Linked DNA regions of Homo sapiens: region 1 is linked to region 2. A link is an interaction called in ENCODE POLR2A ChIA-PET data of the cell type or tissue named here. Cell type or tissue: HepG2. All regions are shown on one strand.

Region 1 (8,000 bases), 86 kb before region 2:
TGGGGCAGTCTAGAGGGGGCTTTGCTCTCAGCCCCATTTTCCTGACAGAGGCCGGGCTCCTCGTGTCTGGAATGACACTGCCAGAAAGAGATCCTTGGAAATGCTTGGAAACACGATGAGTGGCCCGCAGGGGCGGCAGTGGGGACCACACTCGCTTGGCCACACATAGCATCTTCTTGGTGGCCGTGTCCCTCGAGCTCAACCTCCTTGTCTGAAATGGGATGACGGTGGCCACCTTGCAGACTCTTGGAAAGATTTGGTGCAAAAAGTGTGTGTCTGGCGCCCAGCGCAGTTTCTACCCCACAGCAGGGCCCACTGAGCCTCAGGACTCGGCACCCTCACCCCGAGCCCGGCGGCTCACTCCCAGTGAAGGGCACCGGCCCTCACCCGCCGCCTGCCCTCCCTCAGCATCAGAGCAGAGTGCAGCGGGCGGCCTGAGGGAGTGGCTCTCTTCCTGAGACTGCCGCCTCACTACCCACCTCTCTTCCCCTCCCCTCTCGCCGCCAAGTGGAAGGTGAAGCCCTGGGCGCGCTGCTGGGCGCACCTGGACACTGCACGGGTATAGTGGGGGGTGTGGTCGTGGTCACTAGTGCCTGTCTGCAGAAGGAGGCATTCTGGGGCAAGCAGAATCAGGTGAGCCAGATGGTCCTACAACACCTAAGTCTGAGATGGGGAAGGGAGCTGTTAATACTCACATGAGGACCATGAGTGAGGAAAACCTGCTGGCAACACGGGACGCTGAAGAAGGGGCCTCACCCCGTCTCCTGCTTCTCCCCAGGGCCTCCTGGGTTTGACTGGGCGAAGATGGGGCACGTGCAGGCTTTGCTGTTGGCAGGGTCAACAGCAAGCTGTGCTAGTCCTCAGCAAATGAGGTATTTAGATCCCTGGGGGCAGGGTGATGGCGGAGAGCTTCCCGGAGGAGGTGGTACTTGAGATGCCCTGAAAAGTAGATGGCTTTTGGTAGCTAAGGGTTGGAGACAGGTGGTTGTTCTACAGAGAGGGCTCTGTGTGGCCACAGACTGGAGGCGCTGCCACAGTGCTTCATCCTGGATCATTGCTGGAAGGGGTGTTGCAGTTTTTGAAATCTGCGTTCCAGCAGCAGTTGGGGCAGAGGAAGCTGCATGCCACCAGCTCTGATGAGTAGAGACATAAGGCAGCGGCTGCCGCTCACTGCAGAGCTCGACCTGGCTGGCACTGGGCCACCTGCTTGGTGTTCTTCCCTCTGCCTTGCAGGGGATGGTGTTTCCCTGCAGCAGATGATGAGTCTGAGACCCAGGGAGATGCGTGATAGAAGGTTCCAGAGAGGTGGCCATGCCCCATGGCTGGTCGGGCAGCTGGGTGATGATCAGCCTCTGCGGTGTCAGGGTCGGGGGCAGCACCCCAGTGCCCTGGGGAAAGATCTTGTTGCCAGGGCCCCTCTGCCCTGACACATGCCCTTTCTCTATTCTGGGTGGGTTTGTTTCAGGACCGCCCAGCACTGGCACCTCCCCTGGTCCTTGGAAGACTCTGGGCAGCACCAGGTGGGGGCGGCTCTGCCCTGGTTAATGGATGAAGGAGGGACAGGTGACGGGCCAGTCTGAGGTCATGCAGCTGTGTGGGGGTTGAGGCCTCGTGCCAGCCCGTGCAGGTCTCTTGCCTCTGGAGCGCCATTCACTTCCCCCCTCCACCGGCAAAATGGCCCCTTGGGTTGGTGGGAGGTTGGGAGACAGAGAACCAGGTGCCTGAGTCCAGAGATGGCCCCAGGGCTGACCAGCTCTGCCCTCTGGCCACATGGCTTCCGGTCCTGGGCCTCCTGCTCCCGGGTGGCTGGTGGCCCAGCCTGTTCTCCACCCTACTCTGTGTGTCGCGCACTGGCTCGTGGCATTGAGCCGCAGAGGCAGAAACCCTGTGCTTGGTGTTGCTGGCTTTCTGGAGGGGGCACAGAATAAGGATGAATGGAGAGAGGAAGATGGCACTTTCAGATGAGAGAGAGAAGGCAGGCAGAAGGCAGGGCTGCCTTCAGGTGACGCCGGCAGGCTCCCTGATGAGGTGACAGGGCGGTGGGGTGCGCAGCTGGCGCCGCCTTCCCCTCACCACTAGCACCTGTGCTCCCCGAATGCCGTTTCAGCTGAGTGAGTTCAGCTGGGGCCTGTTGGGGAGCTCGGGGCCCTGGCAAAGTCAGCAGGCTGACAGCAGGAGGTCCTCGTGGGCCAGAGGTCAGTGGTGGGGCTCTGGGACATGGCCGGAGGCGGGGCCGGGCCCGGATTAGTGCCTGGCTGCCTGTCCTGCCGGCGGCCGTGGCTCCGGGCTCTGTGTCTCTGCTGCAGGAAGTCTTCATTTGCTTGTCCTCCCTCCCTGTCAACATCCTCTGTCCGAGTTCCGGACGGCTGCGGCGTCCGCTCCTTCCTGCTGCCCTGGGAGCCGAGCCGTCCTCATGCAGCCCCTGCCTGGGGACCCATCTCCTCTGGGCCTGGCTTCGTGTGTGGTTGGGCACTGAGCGGCCGACACATTCCTAGGGTGGAGACCGCACACACAGCGTTGAGCCTCTGACAGCCGCGTTCAGATCCTGGCTCAGCACCTCGTGGCAGACCCGTGGCGCCTCTCTGGACCCTGCATTCTCCGCTGTCAAAGGGGGTATTTTAGGAGCCCCTCCCAAGGGTTGGCCGAGGACCCGGCTGTCAGCCCGGTGCCTGGCAAGTGGGAAGTGCTCGGCGGACATGTCTCCCAGCCCCTGCAGGGTGGAGCCATGAGCTCGCCTCTCCGACACCACCACCCCTGGCACGAAAGCTCTTCCGAAGCCTCAGTGCCCCTCCCCATGTGCCCACTTGACGCGGCTGGGGTGGGCGCTCCGGGACCTGCAGACCTGCTCTCACACTGGGGTCAGGAGCTGGCTGGAGGAGACCCTAAACCCAGCGAACTCCCCTGCCCTGACCCCCTCAGCTCTGATGAGCCCCCTTCTTCACCGGGGCCAGCCCCAGGCTCAGGTGCCCGGTTTTTGGTCCCCTGAAGCTTCGTGTTCTGAAGGACTCTTTGCCTGGAGCTGGGGACGCTGTTTGGCTTCTGAATCCAAAAGATAAACAAGAATGACAAATACAGGACCGTGGAGGGGACAGGACTGGGCAGTGGGAGCTTGAACTTTGGGCCAGACTGAGCGGCTGCGCCCCTGAGTTAGGTCTCCTGCTGCCTGGCAGCTGCAGGTTTTGCAATCCTGATGCTGCTGGAAACAGTGTTTCTGTTTTGTGGGGTTCATCTGTCAGTCTTTACAGAGTTTGTGTAAGGATGAAGACAAATCATTCTCACAGACCTACTCCTTGTCCCCTAGGCCAGCTTGGCCCTGAAGTCATCAGTATTTCTGTTGGTTTGTTTTGTACTTTTGGGTTCAAAGGCAGCGCGAACACGCGGTATCTTTCCGTGACCCGCCAGGTGCTTGCGGGCTGTGGCCTTCCCAGGATTGGGGAGCCCGTCTCCAAGTTTCCTCAAGGCCTCCCAGCCCTGTGTTCTTTGAAATCTGCATAGGGGTGGGGAGGGGGTGCCTGCCTGTCTTCTGTTGTTAAGGACTTTAAAAAATGCTGTGTTGGCTGCCTCCAGGGTCATCCTTCCACAGGGGGATCCTTTCTGCAGTGGCTGGAGTAGGAGAGGGTCCCCCAGCCTGCAATGGAGGAGGTGGCAGTGAGATCCTCCTAGTGGACCCTGGGACCAGCATCCTCTGGCCGGCGGGCCAGGGAGGGCAGTTTCCCCAGCCCTGCCCAGCCCTGCCTGTCCTGGCCTCACCCTCGAACACCGTGTGCCTCCCCGCTCCTGGTCTTGAATGTGTGTCCAGTTTTCAGCCACATTTCTGGGATCATCACATTTGTCTCATACACGTAGGACATCTCCAGAGGCAGGGGGCGTGGGAGCTGCGTGCCCTAGGGCAGGTGGACGCATACACGTAGGACATCTCCAGAGGCAGGGGGCGTGGGAGCTGCGTGCCCCAGGGCAGGTGGACGCCCCATCCCCTTTGCCAGCTGAGGGGCAGAGGCCTGAGGTACTGAGCCACCTGGACTTGGCGTGGCCTTCCTGACTCAGGTGCTGCCCCCTTGACCTCGGCTGCTCCCCCGAGTTTTGAGGCCTATGTTTTGGTTTTTCTGCCTTGTTCTGTTCTCTGGCGTGTCTGTGGTTGGCGTCCGGCAGGGGCTGCAGGCTGCGTGTTGAGGGGCAGGCTCTGGACACTTGCCTGCAGCTCCAATGTCCCACCTCTGACTGTTGTCAGGAACCAGAGGTGCCAGGTGAGTGACAGCTGTCGTGGATGGGGATGGACCGCCTGTCATGTCATTTGCCTGGGTAAGTGACAGCTGTCATGCGTGGAGGGTGACTGGCCCCAGGGCCATTGCCACGTGTCCCCGGTGCACAAGGTGCCTAGACAATCCTTGTCTGGCAACATTCTGTGTCCCAGGCCCCCTGGGGTGGCGGAAGGTTCTAGTCCTTCATGCTCATGAGCGCCGCATCCTGAGACCCTCCTGCCCTCTGTGACTGGGCCATCTGTGCCTCCCTCCCCTAGGCCCCAGCTCATCTTTCTGCTGGGACGGGAGAGAGAAATGATCCCGCAGTCATTTTGGTGAAAGCCAAGACCCCCTTCAGATCTGAGCTGTTCCATCTACAGCTGCTGGGCTGCTCCTCAAATGGACACCAGGCACCCATTGGATGCCGGAGGTCCTCGTGGGATGCTGGGGGGGCCTCACTCTGCCTGAAGTCCCTCTTGGTTTTATTTGTTTTCATTCCAGAGCTGGAAGGAGGCAGGCTTGGGGCAGGGCGGCTGGGCGTGGCCTGGGCCTGGAGCTGGGCTCCGCAACTCCCAGCACCTCAGCCTCGCTGCGTGGTCGCTCCCCTCTGGCCGCAGTCCCTGGCTGTAGGAGAGGCACCCCCTTCAGCCTTGGGGTGTCCAGGCACAGGGCAGTGTGGTTAGGACCTAGGCTGGAGTCCTGGAGCTGCTCACACTGTGTGCTTTTGAGCTTGACCTTCCTGGAGCCTCAGTTTCCTTCTCTGTAGGATGGGGATAAAAGGAGTGGCTTCCTCAGTGGATGAATGGGGGATCCACACAGAGTCCGTCCATGCAGTAGAATATCTGTGGATGAACCTGGAAAATGGAATGCTAAGGCGGGGAAGCCAGGCCTGAAAGACAAGTCCCACGTGATTCTCTTAAAACGTCCAGAATAGCAGCTCCGTCGCAGGACAGAAAGCCAGATGCGTAGCTGCCGGGAGAAGGCGCTGGGGAGAGAGTTCTCAGGGGCTTGGGGGTCTGTTTGCCAGGCATGAAAAAGTTCCACAACTCCATAGTGCGGAAGGTTTGTGGCATTGTGTGTACTTTACCACAATTAAAATAAATAGCCTCTCCCTTGTGGGGAATGAAGGCCTCGTTTCATCAACTGCAACCCCGAGGCAGAGCCCATCTTCTTACTAGGGCTCCAATCTAGGGTCTCACTGTCTCCTCCTCCATCGAGGGTGAGGCCAGGAGAGGCAGGGCTGGGCGGGGCTGGGGGGACTGCCCCCCTGGACTGCTGGCCAGAGGATGCTGGTCCCAGAGTCCACTCAGGATCTCACTGTCGCCTCCTCCATCAGGGGTTGAGGGACCCCATCCTAACCTAGCTGCTGCAGAAAGGATCCCCTTGTGGGAGGATGACCCTAGAGGCGGCCAACATAGCATTTTTTTTTTTTGAAATGGAATCTCGCTCTGTCACCCAGTCTGGAGTGCAGTGGTGCGATCTCCGCTCACTGCAACCTCCGCCTCCTGGGTTCAAGCAATTCTCTGCCTCTGCCTCCCGAGTAGCTGGGATTACAGGTGCCCACCACCACGCCTGGCTAATTTTTGTATTTTCTTTTTTTTTTTAGTAGAGATGGGGTTTTACCATCTTGTCCAGGCTGGTCTTGAACTACTGACCTCGTGATCCACCCGCCTCAGCCTCCCAAAGTGCTGGGATTACAGGTGTGAGCCATGGCGCCTGGCCAACATAGCATTTTTAAAAGTCCCCTGACAAGAGAAGAAGTGTGGGAGGGTTGGAGGAGACCCGTCTGCCTTCCTGGGTCCCTCTCTCCTGACAAATATTGAAAGTTCTATTCTGTGACTGCATAGGTATAAAGGTGAACATACAGGTATGAGATATTTAAATATTCTCTTAGAGCTCAACACTCTCTTGGACCCAGGGCACTGTGCCTCTGTGTTCTTGGGTGAGCAGCCCCGTGTGGGCTTCCCTTGGCCATGCCAGGCAGGCTGGGGGCTCAGAGACTTTGGAGGGAGCTAGACTTTGTGTCCTTTGTCATTTCTCAGTTGTGTGATTTTGGCCACATCACTTCTGAGCCTCAGTTTCCTTATCTGTAAACTGGGGCTGTTGCTGCTGCTAATACTTTCCGCAATACATGTCGTGTTTTGAAAATTGAGGGGTTTGTGTGAGTGACAGTCTCTGCCCAGGGCTGGCAAGTTTTATTTAATCCTGTTTTGTAAGGCTCTGAGGCTGGGCCCCCCAGAAACAGACCCCAAGATGGGAGGTAAGCCAAGTGTGGGAGGCCAGGTAGGGAGGGAGAGAGGCAGATAACATTGACCCAGCAAGTTCCTGCTGTGGGTGACAGGCTTGGCCCACTGAGCACTGAGCGAGGATATGGGTTTGTGTCCAGCCCTCCTAGCTCCTGGTGGGGGAGGCCATGGACATGGCGGGGGTGCCGGGGCAGGCTGGGGTGCCTGCCTTTCCTAGTAAGGGGATGGGTTCTGCCTCGGGGTAGGAGTTGATGAAATGAGGCCTTCATTCCCTTCATTCTGTGAAACGGCCTGTTGGTGCTTTCACCTGCCTTGGTTGGCGTCAGCAGGAAAAGGCCGTAAAAAGGGCCTTGAGATGGACCACACTCGCTCTGGGCCATGACGCACGCTGGGTTCTGCCAGGGGCATGAATCACGTGGAAGGCCCTGCAGGAGGGTGGGTGAGGCCCGCTCCCCACGGTACCACAAGGTACAGACCTTGAGGGAAACTGTTGGCCTGAGAGATTGGAGGTTCTTGGAAGACTTCGGGGGCCAGTCAGAAAAGTGAGTGTCCTGTCTGGAAGTCCTGGAAGCAGAAGCCTTGTGTGCTGACCTGTCTGTCCATGGTGCAGTGCTGGGTGCAGGGCGTGACCTATCTGTCCGCGGCGCACTGCTGGGTGCAGGGCGCAGGGAGTGTGTGGATTTTCTGAGTGGGTGAATGGCACAGTGAGGAAGAGGACCACGTTAAGGGAGCTGTTTCCAAGTCCAGCTTGGAAACTGTAGCTTGCTCATGCCTTTGGGCAACTTGCTCCACCTTTCTGAGCCTCAGTTTACCCATTTCCACAGTAGGAAGGTGGTGCACTCCCCGTCCCCCGGGTGGATGTGGAGTGGTCACACCTGACACAGGGTGCAGGTGTGTGTTTGGCCCAGCGCAAAAGCAGGTAGCAAACGGAGACCACTGCTGATGTGACTGTGCTGCTTTGTGCCCTGGTCACCTCACCTGACGTCCACTCCCACCCGGCGAGTGGCTGCCTCAAGGGGAGGCTGGAGGTTGGAGGGGCACTGTGGGCCGTTCTGGGACCACCTCCCTGTCTAGGCCCTTGTGCAAGGGAGCTGGAGTTGTGGTGGGCCTGGGTATTCACTCACCCAGCAAGCGTTACTGACCGCTACCCCGTGCCTGGCTCCGGGCAGACAGGCAGCCCTGCTTGCGGCCCAGGAGGACACAGGCAGATACCACACAGGCAGTGTGGAGGGAGTGTGAGGAGACGCTGGGCCCTGCCAGGAATGTGGCAGCGGGTGGGTGGGGCAGGGTCTGGGGCTTCCTGGAGGAAGTGACCTTTTAGCTGAGCCCTGCGTGACAGTGCGCCAGGTGAGCGTGAAGGGAGCGTTCTGGAACAGGTTCACAACACCCCAGCCCCCACCTTCCTGGCCTGGTAATCTGGGGTCAGGACTCTGACCTGCTGGATCCTGCTTCCACGTCCTCATTTTCCTCCTGAATTGCCATGTTGTTTTTCTGCCCCGAGGTTCTTTCCCAGCAG
Region 2 (8,000 bases):
TGTTCACTTGTTTATCTGCTGACCTTCCCTCCACTATTGTCCTATGACCCTGCCAAATCCCCCTCTGCGAGAAACACCCAAGAATGATCAATTAAAAAAAAAAAAAAAAAAAAAGATTTTAGTGTGGCTGCCAATTAAGAAGGCCGAGAACCAGACAACTCTGGCCTTACAAGACAGTTTTTTGCCAGTGTGTAGAAAGCTGATGTTCTTGCTCTTTTTAAAGTAGCAGCATTGTTGAGATGCAGTTGACACACCATGGGGTTCGCCCGTTTGAAGTGTGCAGTGCAGGGGTTTTCAGTGTATTCACAAGGCCATGTATCCACCACTAATTTTAAAACGCTTTCATTACCCCCAAAAAGAAACCCCAACCCATTAGCAGTAACTCCTCATCCCCCCCAAATTTCCCCAGCCCCTGGCAGCCACTAATTCAAATTGCTGTGGATTTGCCTGGTCTGGAAACTTCCTATAAATGGAATGTCACAATAGATTGTCCCTGTGCCTGGCTGGCACCCGCTGGCACGTTGCGGTGAGAATCAGAGCTTCTCTCCTTTTCACGTCGGCGTGATAGTCCATAGTGGCTCCACCGCAATTTGTTTGCCCATTCATCTGTTGACGGACATTTGAGTTGCTCATTTACATTTTTATTTTTTATTTTTGCAGGGTAATTATAGATGCGCACGGCAGAAAGAGTCATGTTACAGACAGGCTTGAAATGAATGGTGGCCTCCTGCCTCCCCGACCCCAGCCCCGCCAGGCCTCCCCCAGGAGCTGCACCTATAACTGTGTCTTTAATTCTCCTGCGGTCACCTTTGGAGCCCTCAGAGATCTCCATAGAGCCCAGCCCTTGATTCCCTGCTTTCAACACCTGTTGACTCTTTGCTGTAGGAGTTGAGCCCCTGTCCCCCTCCCCTGCCCCTTGTGCTGGTGTCATTCTCCTGCGGGCGGCCCTCGGTGCCTCGGCTTGGAGCTTGACTCCCTCTTTCTTGCCGCCCTCTCCCACACCATCTCCGGACGCCCCCCACGCGATCTTCAGAACATCAACCCCTGCCCTTCCTCCTGCCTCCCACGTCAACAGCGGTGACACCGATGGCCAGGGCTCTGTGTTCCGCCTGTGCTGTCTCCTGTCCTTTACCCCAGGGTCTAGGGCCGGTGAGGGCTAGCAGAGTGCTCAGCTCTGGACCCTGCCTAGGGTCATAGCGTCATGGCAGGCCCTGCTGGGGGACAGGCTGCTGTTTCACCTCAGGGGCCCCAAGTCTGGACTTCTTTCTCTGGGGGTCCAGGGTGGGCGCCAGGATCTGGAGCCTCTTGGGGTGCCCTGTGTTCTGGGGAGAGGCCCACAGCCTTCCTTAGATTCCTGGAGGGGTTTGTGGTCCCCTTGGGGTTAAGGATCTGCCTGAGACGGTGGGGAAAGGGCTGGCCCCTCCTCCTCCTGGGAGCCTGTGAACCCTGCTGGGCCCTCATGCCTCCCTGGACAGAGGGCAACTGTGGCAAAATTTCCCAACAGCCGCCTTGTGCAGGGTCACCCGGGGAGCTCTGGGGTTTCTGGGGGCCTCTCCTTTGGGCTCAGAGGGCGTAAAGGCGGTTTCCACCTTTATTGGGCCCTGTGATCCTTGTGGCTCCTGTGGCCACAGTGTTCCTGTTGGTTTTGTGGATGGATGCACCCAGCCGCCTCTCCTGTCACCAGCCTTTGTTGAAGGAGCTTAGGTCTCCTTCTTGGGTCAGTTGCACCAGGTCTGGGTCTGGCTGCAGCCGGTGCTGATGGCCGGCACCATCCCTGGCCAGGCCGGGCCCCGGCTCCCCCATCCTTGGGAAAGGGTGGAACCCTGTGTGTCCACGGTCCCTGGATCCCTCACAGTGCACTTTAGAGCGGACATGGTGGTGGCAGTGGGTACTGTGGCGGATCCAGCGAGGTGACCTCTAGGGTCTCACCCGTGCAGCTTCCCTGAATTCTGACGGGCAGTGGAGGCGGGGAGTGGGGGATGGATTCTCAGCCATGGGCTGTGGGGTGGATGTCATGCTGCTTGGCGGGGTGGCCTTGGGCCCGTTACTGTCTTCCTTCTCCCCGAGCCTCAGTTTCTGCAGATGTAAGGTGGAGATTACGACAGAACTTTCCAGAGGTCTGTGAGGATCCGTGAGGTCCAGTAAAGCATTCAACTGTGTGTGTGGTACACGTGGGCGCCCGACTCTCGCCGCTGCTGTGTGGGTCAGGTGCGGTGGGTTTCAGGGGCGGTAGTTGGACTCTGGCTTCTCTGCCACTTGCTGCGATGCTGGGCCTCGGTCATCGCGGCTGTGGGTGGAATCACCGTCCCGCCACCCTCCGAGGTTCAGGCAATGAAAGCTGCCGTGTGGCGACGGAGGAAGGCTTGGGCTCCTCCTGGCCTTGGCTGGGCTGGGTGCTCGCCCCTGTTCTGCAGGCACCGTTGACTTCCTGCAAACTCCGTTTCTTGAAGGTGACCTTTGGAGCTGGCCGGAGTGGGTGTCGGCCATCTTGGCTCCTTTGTCTAGATTTTGCTTTTATGAAGGCCGGGGAGGGAGGGCTCGCCCCTGGTAGGCGGCCGTGCGGGGCAGGTCCCTTGCCACCTGAGGACCCCAGAGTTGTCGCTAGGGCCTCCTCCTCCACGCTGCCCCACCGTGGCGCTGCCCGACTGTGGGACCGAGGACCAGCTGAGGCCCAGCTGCTGTTGCCGCCGCCTTCGCCACCCGAGCCTCCTTCCTTCTTTCCTCCCTCCCTTTCTCCTTCTTCCCTTCCTCTTCAGCCCTCTCCACCCTCCACCCTGCAGCTGTGGGGCCTTTGTGTGACCCCTCCACAGCCTGAAGGCACCTGGCTGTCAGACTCCCACCTTTAGAGGCCTGTGGATTTGGGAGGGTGGCAAGAGGAGTCTTCGCGGGAGGTGGGACTCAGGCTGTCTGGTAAGTGCCCAGATCGGACTCAGAGCCATAGATCTTGGACCGTGCTGTCCTCTGAGAGAAAGGGCAGCTGAGTCCGCCTTACTGCGTGTCTAAGGGCCAGGGCCCCTCACCGCCCAGCAAAACCTGCTCCTCACGACCAGGAAGATGGTGTTCCTGGTCTCACTTTGAAGTCTTTTTGTGAGACATCATCCTGATGATAATTCTGGGGGTGGGCTCGGGCAAGTTCCCCGTGGATGGAGACCGCTTGGCTCTTTCTTTCCCCCTTACAAGAACCTGGAATGCTTTTTATTGCCAAGGCTGGGCCAGGTCCGCTTTTCTCGTCTGCAATGGCCTCTGAGCTGAAGCCTGGCCCGGATTCGCCCCTCCTCTTGCATCTCTGGCCTGTGAGTCCTCTCCTCCCTCTAGCCCTGCAGCTCAGCCTGCCCTGCCCTCCTGAGCTCCTTGTGCCCCTGTGTCCCTGTTGGAGCCGAAGGACAGTTGTCTCTGCTGGACTCTGACGCCCGATTCAGGCACGGAGACCCAGGAGGGACGGCCAGGCGGGTTAGGTGCTCGGCTGCCCTTTGGCCGAGCCCTGCATGGGGCCCAGGGATTGATGCAGATTGATTTTTGCTGACCCCTGGGATGATCTTGGCCAAGTGACTTAATTCTGTCTCCTCCCCAGTGTGCTTATAGACAGAGGTGTGTGCACTGGTAAGGGTGCTCTAATGAGTGTCAGCTTTCACTCCCCACCTCCTCAGCCCCCACATTTCCAAAATAAACAGAGGCTTGTTTGTGTTCAAAGGACACTCCTGGCTCACAAAGCCCTGCAGCCCTGCGGAAGCACCAGGAGGCCTCACTTCCTAGCAGCACAGCCCCATGCAGCCAACCCGGGACACCTGTTCCCACTGGCACCTGAGCAGGCCCCTTGCTGATCCCCACCCCTCCCCTCATCTCCCCTTTATCCCCCTCTACCCCTCCCCTGCACCACTGGCCTCTGTTCCATCATCCCCCACCCCGCCCTTGGGTCCCTTCCACCCCGTACCCAATGCCCCCATCCCTCTCCTTCCCCCTCCTCCCCACACCCCACCTCTTTCATCCCTTTCGTCTCCCCACACCCCTGGCACCCCGTCCTTTGTCCCTCTCCTCCATCCCCTTTTCCTCTCTCCCTCTCTCTCCACCTCTCCCCCGAATGCCTTGGTCCACTCATCCACTACTTTTACCCCTCTCCTCCATTCTCACTCCACGCCCTCTATCCCCACCTCTCCCAACTCCATCCCCATGCCTCCCCTCCATCCCTCCTCTCCATCCCCTTCCATCCCTCTCCCTCCATCCCCCTCCATCCCTCTCCCTCCCTCCCCTCCATACCTCTCCTTCCATCCCTCTCCATCGCTCCCCCTCCCTGCCTCTCCTCCATGCCTCCTCTCCATCCCTCCCCTCCATCCCTCCCCCTTCATCCCTCCCCTTCCATTCCTCCTCTTCATCCCTCCCGCTTCCCCCTCCATCCCTCCCCCATCCCCCGCCCTCCCTCCCCTCCATCCCTCTCCTTCTTTCCCCTCCCTCCCTTCCCTCCTTCCCCTCCATCCCTTCCCTCCATACCTCGCCTTCCATCCCTCTCCATCCTTCCCCCTCCATGCCTCCCCTCCATCCTTCTCCTCTATCTGTCCCCCTTCATCCCTCCCCCTCCATCCCTCCTCTTCATCCCTCCTCTTCATCCCTCCCCTTCCGTCCCCCCTCCATCCCCCCTCCATCTCCCCTCCATCTCCCTTCCCTCCCCCTCCATCCCTCCCCTTTATCCCTCCCCCTTCATCCCTTCCCTTCTATTCCTCCCCTCTGTCTCCCCCTCCATCCCCCATCCCTTCCCTCCATCCCTCCCCACCACCCTCCCCCCCATCCCTCCTGCTGAGAGTGGGAGGGAGGGAGGGAGAAGAAGCTGGAGCTGGAGACTGTGTTCCTGAGGGTGGCGTGAGTGCCGGGCCCTGGCAGCCCCCTGCACCCTTGTCCCCCGGGCCTCTGCTTGCTGAGCACCTTGAGCAGGGCTCTGGTGCTCCCTTGCAAGAGCCTTGGAGAGAAAATCTTCTTTGCCTTTTTTACATTTTTCACTCCTCTACCTTATTTCATTTAACTTCCCCACTTCAGACCAGAAAATGCCCAAATAGATATTAGAAGACCTTAAAGTATTTTTGTTTATCAGGTGTGAAAGGTGGCAGGTCCTTGCCAGTTTGCAGGGATGGGTGGCTGGCAGTGAGGTAGCAAGAGAGATGCCCCTCCGTAGTGCCCACATCCCAGGCAGTGCCATAGTCCCCACAAGCAGCTCAGGCGTGCTGAATATCTCACTCTGCCGTCACCAGCGTGCGGCTTCCACCTAAGTGCTTCAAGGTAGCTGCTGAGCTCCTGCCATCTCGTCCGTGTTCCATGCAGCAGGAAAGAAGCAGGGGAGGCAGCTGTTTCCTTTTAAGTGCATGACCCTTCCTCACCTCCCCTTCCTTTCTTACACAGTGTCCAGAGCGTGGTTCTGGGGCCATTCCTTTCTGCAAGGGAGGGTGGGGAGTGCTGTCTTTAGCAGGCAGTCCTGAGCCATCAAGCATCTGCCTCTCATGGACAAAGGGGAGAGGGACTCTAGGGGGTGGTGGGGGGCGGTCGTCTTTGCTCCAGCTAGGGAGAGCCGTGGCCCCTTGACCCTCGGCACTTTTCCCATTTCTGCTCTCCCAAGTGGTTTCTTCCTGCACCTCTTGGAAGGAAGAAATGTAGTCCGGGGCTGGGAAGCTGCAGTCCGTGCTCACTCCTGGACTCACAGCCACGATTCCTCCTGGTTGCCCCACGGCCTGCGTGAGACGCGCCGTCAGTCCCTCTGTGACAGGCAGCAAGGCTCCGTGTGGTCGCGGTGGAGCCGAGTTCTGGCTCCTCGGAAGAAACCACTGCCCAGACTCCCGGCCTGGGCTCCCTGGTTCCACCCCCTGGAGTCTCGGCTGTGTGGAGGGCTCTGTGCCCTGTGGATGTGCCAGGCTGGCACGATCCGTGCTGCCCATGCCCTGGCTGCCACTCCTGCCTGGGGACCTGCCTCAGCCCCTGCGAGTCACCATCCCACACCCTGGCACCATAGCCTCCCGGAGTGTGCCCATATCCTGTTAGTTACTAGCTAATTTTCCCAGCCAGGATGACAGGTCCTTCCACTGCAGAGACAGTAATTCGTGGAGTCATCCCAGGAGTGGCCCTGCGGGGTCATGTATTATTCATGGGAAACACTAATATTCCAGCCTGGAGTTCTTTTTTCATGGAAGCTGTGGGGTCTTCAGCCTTGTATCGACATTAACAGTTGAGACATGAGTAAAACACCATCACATCGGGGAAGCCTGATTAGGTTTAACGGGGGACAGAGAAGAAAAAAATTTTTTGTGTGTGTGTGTAAATGAAATGTCTTCTGAACAAACAGCCGAGCCTCGTTGGGTGCCCTGGGGAGTTTCCTGGGATTTCATGACGCACTCGGTCGCTGAGGAAGCAGGTGCTGACGGGCCGGCTGGCTTAATGTATTTGTGCAGTTGCAGTGTGGGACTGGGGTGGTCCTTGCTGCGGAGCTGTGGGCTGCCCACACCTGCCCCAAGGCAAGCTATGTGCTCCCCCAGGCCCTGGACCCAGTGCCTTTCCCTCCCAAGCATCCCTTAGTCTTTCCAGGGGTCTCAGGGTGGCCTTGGGGAGAGAAGGGAACCGAGGACCGCAGATCACTGTGCCAGTGGCCGCCTTCCCCCACCCCTTTGACTCCTAGGCTCTTAGGAGGGGTCAGGCCAGTCTAGAAAGCCAGCAGCTAGCACCCAGAGTGGGCATGCTGTCTCCCACACAGGCGTGGGCATGTTCTAGGCTCGTGCCCGTGAGCCCCCACCCTTCGGCACCCGCTGTAAGAGGAGCACTGTGATGACTCTAGTTTCCTGGACGAGGAACCCAGGCCAAGACCTGGGGGTCAGCTTGTCTGGGGTCATCTGGTATCCGACCCCAAGCCTGTGGTTTGCTGGGCCTCGGTTTCCCACCCCGAGGGCGGAAGAGCAGGCAGCACTGAGACCCCTTTCAGCTCAGCTCCAGATCCCTGCCGGACCTGCCTCAGGCCATCTTGATCTCAGCAAAGAGCTCCTCAGAAGTGAGGCTTCCCCAGGGACGGGGACGCGGTGTCCCTGCCCCCCTGGCAGGGGCGCTTCATTTCCATGCTGTTCGTGTCGTCTCCTTGCGAATGCGAATGACGGGCTGTCCGCCAGGGCCCAGCGTCCTGTAATTGGGGTAAGTGTCACTTTTGTTTCTGAGGTGGGGGAAATTAAATTGTGTGTGCACACAATTAATCTTGCTAATGGCAGCCTCCCTGGACCTAGAAATTAAATGTTAAGTATCTTGCAGCCAGCCGCTGGGATGACGCCCTTTGGAACAGATCAGTCGGCTCAGGCTCATGATACTAATTGGGGTGGAGTCTGGTGTTTGTCTAGCTCTGACCCTGTTTGGGGGACGTTGGTCTTATCGTGTCCACGATGAGGCTGAGACTTGGAGATGTGGAAGCTGGAAAAGCCCTTCCCAGAGCTGCATCCGTCTGTCTGTCCATCTGTGAGAGTGACGTGGCTCCTGGACACAGCGGTTTCTATGGAAACTGCCCCATGACCCAGGGCCGGTGGTGTAGGGACAGACATGTCTGGGCCTGCCTGTCCGTGTTTGGCCTTGGGTTCAAAAGAGCTGGAGGCCTGGAAGATCCAGGTGTGCGTGGCCCCCACATGCAGCTGCTGCTTTGTTTTGTTTTATTGACTGTGGTAAAATACACAGAACATAGCATTTAGCTTCTTAACCATTTTCCAGGGCACAGGTCGGTGGCTCTGAACACACTCACGTTGCTGTGCAGCCGTCACCACCGTCCGTCTCCCGAACTGCTTCATCCGCCCAGGCGGACACTCTGCCCCCATTCAGCGCTCACCCCAGCCTCCCCTGGCCCCTGGCTCCCCACTTCTGCTTGCTGTCTGCGTGAGTCTGCCGGCTCCAGGGGCCTCATGTAAGAGAGTCCTGCGGGGACCTCCTGTAGGGAGTCCCGTGGTATTTGTCCTTTGTGACTGGCTTATTTCCCTTAGCACAAGGCCCTCAAGGCTCAT

Evidence for each region. ChIA-PET counts read pairs that join two places held together with the same protein. Peaks named below come from ENCODE experiments on the same cell type or tissue, not always from the same donor. Only the 100,000 strongest peaks of a DNase experiment are listed, where the experiment ranks them.
Region 1: POLR2A ChIA-PET joins it to region 2 with 19 read pairs; 4 of 35 experiments call an interaction of 5 or more read pairs at or near these places.

The regions. Positions count from the first base shown.
Region 1 is chr9:133,973,876-133,981,875 of GRCh38, reverse strand. The region is part of intron 1 of VAV2 (vav guanine nucleotide exchange factor 2); the gene reads left to right. Among named protein-coding and RNA genes, the nearest start is that of VAV2, 14 kb to the left of the region's middle. RefSeq lists enhancers at 1,648-2,163, 2,117-2,166, 2,680-3,197. In HepG2, no CTCF peak of the experiment used is centred here; DNase peaks (open chromatin) are centred at 2,315, 3,105 and 7,835; H3K4me3 peaks cover 2,520 bases.
Region 2 is chr9:133,888,043-133,896,042 of GRCh38, reverse strand. The region is part of intron 2 of VAV2 (vav guanine nucleotide exchange factor 2); the gene reads left to right. Among named protein-coding and RNA genes, the nearest start is that of VAV2, 100 kb to the left of the region's middle. RefSeq lists enhancers at 6,708-7,402, 6,866-8,000, 7,403-8,000. In HepG2, no CTCF peak of the experiment used is centred here; DNase peaks (open chromatin) are centred at 3,572 and 7,562; H3K4me3 peaks cover 351 bases.